Linked DNA regions of Mus musculus: all the other regions are linked to region 3. A link is a loop called in an ENCODE intact Hi-C map of the cell type or tissue named here. Cell type or tissue: heart. All regions are shown on one strand.

Region 1 (2,500 bases), 66 kb before region 3:
GAAAGGTAGAAGGGACATGACAGACAAAAGAACGACATGGAGACAAAAGCCATGCATAGACATGTGGAGGAGTTTTGACTATATGCTTTGGCAGTGGAAGCTAGTGTGTTTGTAAGCCGGTTATGTGTGTAGCAGAAAGCATAACTTGTCAGTATTGATGTTGTGAGTAAGATCAGCCAGTTGGGACTGGAGAGAGATTGCATCAGCAGAAAGCACGAGTACTACATGAGGGCCCAGGATTGGTTCCCGCACCCACATAAGAGAAGGCCTTTAGGGCTCTGGAGAGATGGCTCAGGGAGAAAGAACACTTGCTGCTTTCAGAAGACTAGGGTTAAGTTCCCAGCACCTAAGTTATGTAGCTCACAGCAGCCTGTCGCTCCAATTCCAGGGGCTCTGATGTCTTCCTCTGGCCTCAGGCATGCGCACACACACAGACACAGACACACACACACACACACACACACACACAGACACACACACACACACGCACGCACGCACGCACGCACACTCGCACAGAGAGAGAGAGAGAGTGTGCGAGAGAGAGAGATGGATTAATATTTAAAAGGCAGGTATTTTTGTCTCACTGTAGCTCTAGCACTGTAAAAGGGGTAGAGACAAGCTTGCTACCACCAGCCTAGTTCTAGGTTCAGGGCAAGATCTTGCCTTAAAGGCCAGAGAATAAGGAAGAGAGTGGTCCCGCAGAGGACATGATATCTTCCTCTGGTCTCTGCATGTGAGTGCACAGGTACATGTACACTCATACAGAACACACACACACACACGCTACACCCATATACACACATACACAGAATAAACCAGCTTATTGTCATGTCAGGATAAGTGTTTGTTCTGTATTTTTAAGTAATAATCTGCTGAAATAGGTTATAAAGGTGACAGAAATACATGGAATATATTTGCAACTGTTAGAAAATTTCGTTGTAAAAATGTTCAAATAGTTTCTATGCTGCCTTTATAATTTTAAACACACTCTGAAGAGGAACTGAGTCATTTAATCTTTATCGAGGTCCAATTCATTTTGTTGGCTTCATCATATATTTACTAATCTTTAAATCAAAATGCAATAACCATTTAGAGATAGCAGGAGAAATAAGAGCGGCAACAAAGGCATGTTCTGACACACAAAGTGAGATTGGCCTCATGGCACATTATCACATCAGCACCCAGGGTGTGGGGGCGATTGTGTAGAGAACAATTAAAGGAAATTACTCATGTAATTCTTAAAAAGACCTACCAGCCTTGAGTCTGGGATTGTGGTCTTCTGGCCGTAAGCCCAAGCATGTTCACTATTCGGAGAATACGACGAACACCACTCCCATAGGGACAGAGGCGATAGCAGCGTGGGCCTGCCTCTGTCACACAGGCAGAAAGACATGTGCATATGCCTAGTCATTTCTTTGGTCTCTCTTCCCACCCCCACCCCCACCCCGACTCCCTCCTTCCTTCATAATTGTCTACAGTGTATATTGTATATTAGAATATATATTGTGTAATACAAGAATTACAAGGCTCCACCACGAGGCAGGTTAAGTTCATTTTCAGCATTGAATAAAAAGATACAGTAACTCAATAAAACAGGGCAGATTTATTAGGTTTTTTTTTTTTTTCTTCCAGTCAACAAGCAAAGTCAATAAAGATTTTTTTCCGTCCAACTAATCAACTTTACTCACCCGGTTTTAATTACTCCTCTCAATAACTAGTATGAGGTATAGATGTCTATAGATACCCATTTTACAGAAGGGAAAACTAAGGTTCCAAGAAATCAAGTAGCAGGACTTGAATGTGATCTAGATCTTACAACTCCTTACCCAGCCCTTTTCCACAGCTGTGCCTCAGTTAGAGAGGCTCAGGGAGAAGTCCTGGATTCGGATACTTAAGGAAGCACTGTTCCTGGACAGGTCAATGGAGGCCTCTAGGGCCGCCCCAGGTTGCACTGTGAACTGGAAGCATTCCCTCTTTCCTCCGCAGGCCTTGCAAATCTTTACAGTACTCTAGCCCTGTCCGCTCCCCTTCCCACCCACTCCATAAGCTTTCCTAACGGTCAGCTGATCCACTGCAGGAGTCAGCCGAGTCTGGGAAGGAGGAAGATGGATCACTGTCACCACGGGCTATTGTTCATGCTTCTTTCTGGATGATGTACGCGTTTCTGTTATTCCTCTCATGTTTACTCTCTATCTGAATCTATGTCAATTTATGTGCCTTTGGCTCTAAACCACAGTTTATATATTTTCATGTTGTTAATATTTTTAATTGGTGTTTTTAAAGTAAATGTACTCTGTGTTTGGCAGGCCAACAAAGTGGAATGAAGAAAGAGTCAGTCTTGAAAAGTAGCCATATAAGGTGAAAAGTCCCGTTTTGTGTGGGTGCATGTGTACAGACTGCAGGCTTTATCAGGCATGATGTTCATTAATATTTATTGTAACAGTTTACAGTGCAGCCCCTTGAGTCCCTCTGGATTGTGCATAGCCTCAATGACGTAACT
Region 2 (2,500 bases), 130 kb before region 3:
GTGTCTTCCATAATGCCAGGCATCTAGACCAGATGACTACTGCCACAAGCAGCTGTGAAGGTCTGCTGGTATTCTTTGCTGTGTTAGCAGGCCGTGGGCACACACATGCTCTTGAGGTATCCTATTGTCTCTTTAGAACCTACTAATCCATTTAGAACCTACTAAGGCCTGTTTTAAGTGCATTTCTGTGGAGTTGAATGTTTGCTATTCTGGTGTCTACTTAATGTCATTTGCTGATAATTGGCCTTTGGACAAGAGTAAGTAATTCCAAATGGAAACAAGAAATTGAGTGTGCCTGCATCTACCTGTTCCAGTGTCACCTTCCTATCTTGTCTCCTGTGCAGTGCAGGCATTCCTTAACTTCTTCATAACGGAATTGTATTAGACTTATTTGGGAACCAGTTGAGCATAGAAACGTGAGGCTGGTCAGGTTAGAGAAAGAACACTGCTACTGTGTTCTTTACTGTTCTTAAACTCAGAAGTACAACTGTTCTGTGATCCTATCTTAATCTGCTGAAACCTTTCATACAAGCATGAAGAGGGAGGTTTCTTCTCATGGCTAAAAATGTTTGCTTGGCAAGGCCCCTCACCTTTGTTGGCCTAGCTTTCCCAGTCAGAGGCACGGTTAATGCAGATTAGTGAGGGAAAGAGAATCTCAAGTTTGTTTTTTAATGAAAAGGAAGGATGTGGATTATTTACAGCCGCATTGGTGATGATCTATCAGTAATCACTTAACCTCATAGAAGGATGAGACAAATGTCACACACACCTCACTTCAAATAAGCAGCCAGAGGAGAACCTAATAGTCTTTGCAGTATATATCAAACTCAAGTGATTGGGTTGGTGGCTCAGAGATGCTGTGGTGATGCAGAAGCAGCCAGAGGAATACTTGAAATCTCTTTAAAGATCATTTAAACATAGTTCACAGAAACTAGTTAATCAGCTGAAAGTGAAGCAGCATTCATAGTCCATCACAAACTACATAAACTTAATATCATTTTTCCAAAGGTAGTGATTGGATGTATGAACAACAGGTGGCACCCTTCGGGTCCCCAGGGAGGCTGAAGCCAATGTTGCTTTCTGTTCCGATCAGGACTCTGCCTGGCCCACCCTTCTTTTTTCCTGTAAATGAGAGTTTGGGTTTTTGTTTTCTTTGTTTGTTGTTTTCCTATTTACCTTGTAAAAAACCTACAAACAATTAGTGGAAATGTATTCTTCCTCATTTCTCATGTTTAAATGAACTCTGTTTATTACCAGAGGTACTTGTTTGATGGGAACAGACCAGAGAGAATCTTAAAATGCAATCCATAGTGTGTGTGTGTGTGTGTGTGTGTGTTATGGGAAATTAGTTGAAATTTCAACAAGACTGGAAAATGAGGACAAACAACTTGATTCATGTATTAAGAAAATACAATGAAAGTCCACTGATTAACGGCTAGGTTAATTGTTATAACAGGGGAAATGAATTTACAAGCCTAAAACTGCAGTGTAAAAAAGCAGAGAGAGAAAGAGAGAGAGAGAGGGAGAGAGAGAGAGAGAGAGAGAGAGAGAGAAAGAGAAGAAATGCTCACCTAGACAGCCCACTTTGAGATAGTGTATCCATGATAAATGTGGTTTAACTTTCAGTTTTAAAAGAGGTCTTAATTTTTTAAAGCATGCTTAAAATTGTCTATCTGAAAAAAAATTGTAATTTTAAAATATGTGATTGAAATGTTAGAAAAATGTTTGTATGCTCAAAACCAAAGGCAGACTCTGGGACACAGCTTCCAGGGCTTTGACAGAGGCTCTGCTTTTCAAGAGTTGAACTATAGTTTATGTTACAGATGGTGCTTTGAAATAGCCGACACAATAATTGATGGTTTCTGGTTTCCCCTTCCACTACTATAGAAAATGCAGATACCTTTTCCCAAGGCACGGATTTTTCTCCTTCCAATCACTGTCCATAAAACACAGACAGACAGACAGACAACAAACCTCCTCTCTTCTGTTACATATTCTGAACATCTTCACTGTGGCCTGGCTGGCTGCTGGCCCCTCTTCATGGTGAGAGAGTTAGTTCCCTTGGATTGAAGTAATGGTTTGGAGGAATCTTACTTCTTAGTACTAACTTGCAGTTTATTTATCCTATCTTCAGACCTGACAACATGTAATTTATTTTTAGGATAGAAAAAAAAAATCAGCCTTTTATTTCTCCAAATAAAAATAACACAAAACAAAAAATCATATAGGCAGCAAAAATAGTAGGTGTGTCATATACTTTTAAAACTCAACTACAAGAACTACTAAAAACATTTCTCAATTTTGATCACATTAAAAAATGTTTCATTTTAAAATCTCATATTTAACTCCCCCCCCCCCTGACAAATACAAATAAAATAATCCTTTGTACCTCAAAATGGTTGTAGTTCGTGTCTGTAAAACATTTGAACAGTAGCTTGTATGGTCTTTCCCATGCCAACAATATGAAAGCGTTTTCAGCCTTTCAGCCTAAGTCAACAGA
Region 3 (2,500 bases):
TTTTTTTTTTTTTTGTAGCCCTGTTATATCAGTGTTTTGTGATGTTACAAAAAAGCAAAGTGTGAGGTCAAATTTTCCATTACATACCTCAGCAGGAATGCCAGGGAGTTTAGCCAAACTAGGGCTACAAAAAAAATAAAAATTACAGGAAAGATGATTCATTAGTCAACAATTGCCTTCCCAAGAAAATACAATTAGTTATATGTAGTTGGTTTGGGGAAGGAGGGGTGAGTTCACACAGGCTGGTGGGGGAAGGGAGTGGGGACAGTATCTTAGGACTCTACTACGTGGTTTCAAACTTCATGATGTTTTCAAGTCTAACATCAGAGAAAAGAAAGCTGTCTGTGCTTTGATTCCTCAGTATCTTTTTTTTTTTCCTTCTGTTCACCACATGTTGTCCCTGATTGCAAATTGGATCTTTTGCTATAGAGGCCCAGCGTGTAGCTCAGTCTGGACAAGAAGGAGCTACAGCACCCTCTTTCCTGTCTTTCCTCTGATTCAGGACTCTTCTTCCAGTTCACAGTAGGTCTTCTTGCAGTTCACAGTAGGTCTCCTTTCTCTTCCCCTTTGATTGCTTTGACTATAAGATCAAAATCTCTGACCTTTTAAAAAAATATTTTAAGATTTATAGAAACCCTAGAACTTTGTCTTTAGATATAATTATAACTACATATTCAAGATCCAAAATTATGACAGTGGGGGCGGGAGGTGGGATGGGATTAGCATCAAAGTTAGGAAGACCCCCGACTCCTAACAGTCATCTTATGAAGAAAATTTTATAATTATAGCACTCAGTGCTATAAATGCTTACTCACGGTGAGTCTTCTTTGAAAAACAAACAAACAAACAAAAAAACAAACAAACAAAAAACTAGTGAGTAAACCAGCCAGTAACAATAGCCAGCAATAGATAAGGTGACTCTGTTGTCTGGCGCTCCATTAGCCAGCCAGCAAGCACCATGATCGTAATGAAATATTAGCCAACATCTCCCGATGCTGCCAGATCCCTGTTCACCACTGGCACCAACTGAAAATGTTAAGGCACCCTATTTTATTTTAAGTTTTTGGAAATTGATAATCTGTGTTTGGTTTAGACACTGTTTGCCGGATTACATAATCATGCATTCCTAACCCCTCTGGATGATACTAAATTCACTGAAGAATTTGTTTTCCTTTTATGGAGAAAATGAGGAAAATATCAAAAGGAGTTTTTTTTTTTTTCCTTTTGCCAAATAGTTGATAACCCAGTTGCTATATTATCGTTTCATCCACACAAAGGGATTGAAACAGGAGGATTAAACCTTTTAAAGTGACTTTACACTTGATTGTTTCCTGCGGACAGTTCAAGGAAAGAAATGGACTGAAGATGAGAAACCAAGCCAGAGTCCCCAGGTCTTGAGAACTGGGACAAATGTAACAAGCCTCCACTCACCACAGAAAAATGCGAAGCCTTGTACGTCAGTAGCGAGACCTGACAGAGCAGAACAGGGAGGACAAGGAGCAGCAGACCCTGTGCTGGCTGTGTGTGCCCTGTGTGCTTGTCGCCACAGCCTGGCCTGAGGATCAGTGACAGACCACCCAGTGGAGGATGTCCAGTCGCAGTGATGAAAGTGAGGTCCTGGATGGAAAATAAGTGCTGGCCAGTCCTCACAGCCAAAAGAAACCTTGCTTCAAGCATCTTTAACAGTCTATTCTTTCCTCTCTCCTCCCTTATCTATACCCCCCCACACACACACAGGGGGGGGAGGGCGGGGGGGGGGGGGGGACTAGTACACTGTTTTTTTCCATTGCAAAAGATTTGTTTTGTCTTTCCAAAATCCGTCTACTTGTGTTCCTTCCAGTTAGATTACATAAAGATTTTTATTATAAGAGTTTTATGGCAAACACTCCAGCTCCAGGAATTCCATTGGACCAGGTACTACCAAGTAGCCCCAAGATGCCAATTAATGAGATAGAAGTATTGAAGGCAAAGACAGCCAGCCAATCTGACTCTAGTAAAAAGGCAAAGGACTAGGTTCCTCTTCTATGCGTACTGACATTAACTCCCGGGTTATATAGGAAAGGATTGAAGTGGAGGGTCAGAAGCATGCATAGAGAAATGGCCTTAAGTCAGACTGAGGTCTGATCGATCATTAGTTCAGGATAATCAGAGAGCCTTGTCAAAACCGCTGATGCACTTATCAGATCTGTGGCTCCCTGGAATCCAAAACAGTCACAAGAGAATGATACAAATCACTGATACCAACTGCAGGAAAGTGCTTTTGCTAGTCGCTGGGCATCTGCAGGCCCATGTGAGAGTTGATGCATTTTAGCAAAAGCATCCTCCAAGCCCTAGCTGCAGATAACCTGCTTTATTCCTGACTCTCATTTCGCTCAGGCTTTTGCTACTCAGAAAACTCTAAGGCATCGCTCCTTAACTTTCCTCGTGCTGTGACCCTTAAGTACAGTTCCTCATGTTGCAGTAAACCACCCCCCCCCAATTATTTTTCTTGCTACTTCAT

The links. A loop is a pair of places that touch in the nucleus more often than their neighbours do. Peaks named below come from ENCODE experiments on the same cell type or tissue, not always from the same donor. Only the 100,000 strongest peaks of a DNase experiment are listed, where the experiment ranks them.
Region 1: a loop joins it to region 3, with 2.0 times the contacts of the local background. A loop is called at or near these places in 2 of 42 quality-filtered maps.
Region 2: a loop joins it to region 3, with 2.0 times the contacts of the local background. A loop is called at or near these places in 8 of 42 quality-filtered maps.

What each region holds. Positions count from the first base shown.
Region 1 is chr16:57,484,184-57,486,683 of GRCm38, reverse strand. The region is part of intron 1 of Cmss1 (cms small ribosomal subunit 1); the gene reads left to right. The region is part of intron 1 of Filip1l (filamin A interacting protein 1-like); the gene reads right to left. Among named protein-coding and RNA genes, the nearest start is that of Cmss1, 120 kb to the left of the region's middle. In heart, no CTCF peak of the experiment used is centred here; a DNase peak (open chromatin) is centred at 1,283.
Region 2 is chr16:57,550,363-57,552,862 of GRCm38, reverse strand. All of the region lies in intron 1 of Cmss1 (cms small ribosomal subunit 1), which reads left to right. The region is part of intron 4 of Filip1l (filamin A interacting protein 1-like); the gene reads right to left. Among named protein-coding and RNA genes, the nearest start is that of Cmss1, 55 kb to the left of the region's middle. In heart, a CTCF peak has its summit at 1,031 (motif pointing right); no DNase peak of the experiment used is centred here; H3K4me3 peaks cover 1,146 bases; H3K27ac peaks cover 117 bases.
Region 3 is chr16:57,418,573-57,421,072 of GRCm38, reverse strand. All of the region lies in intron 1 of Cmss1 (cms small ribosomal subunit 1), which reads left to right. The region is part of intron 1 of Filip1l (filamin A interacting protein 1-like); the gene reads right to left. Among named protein-coding and RNA genes, the nearest start is that of Filip1l, 67 kb to the right of the region's middle. In heart, no CTCF peak of the experiment used is centred here; DNase peaks (open chromatin) are centred at 242 and 1,512; H3K27ac peaks cover 925 bases.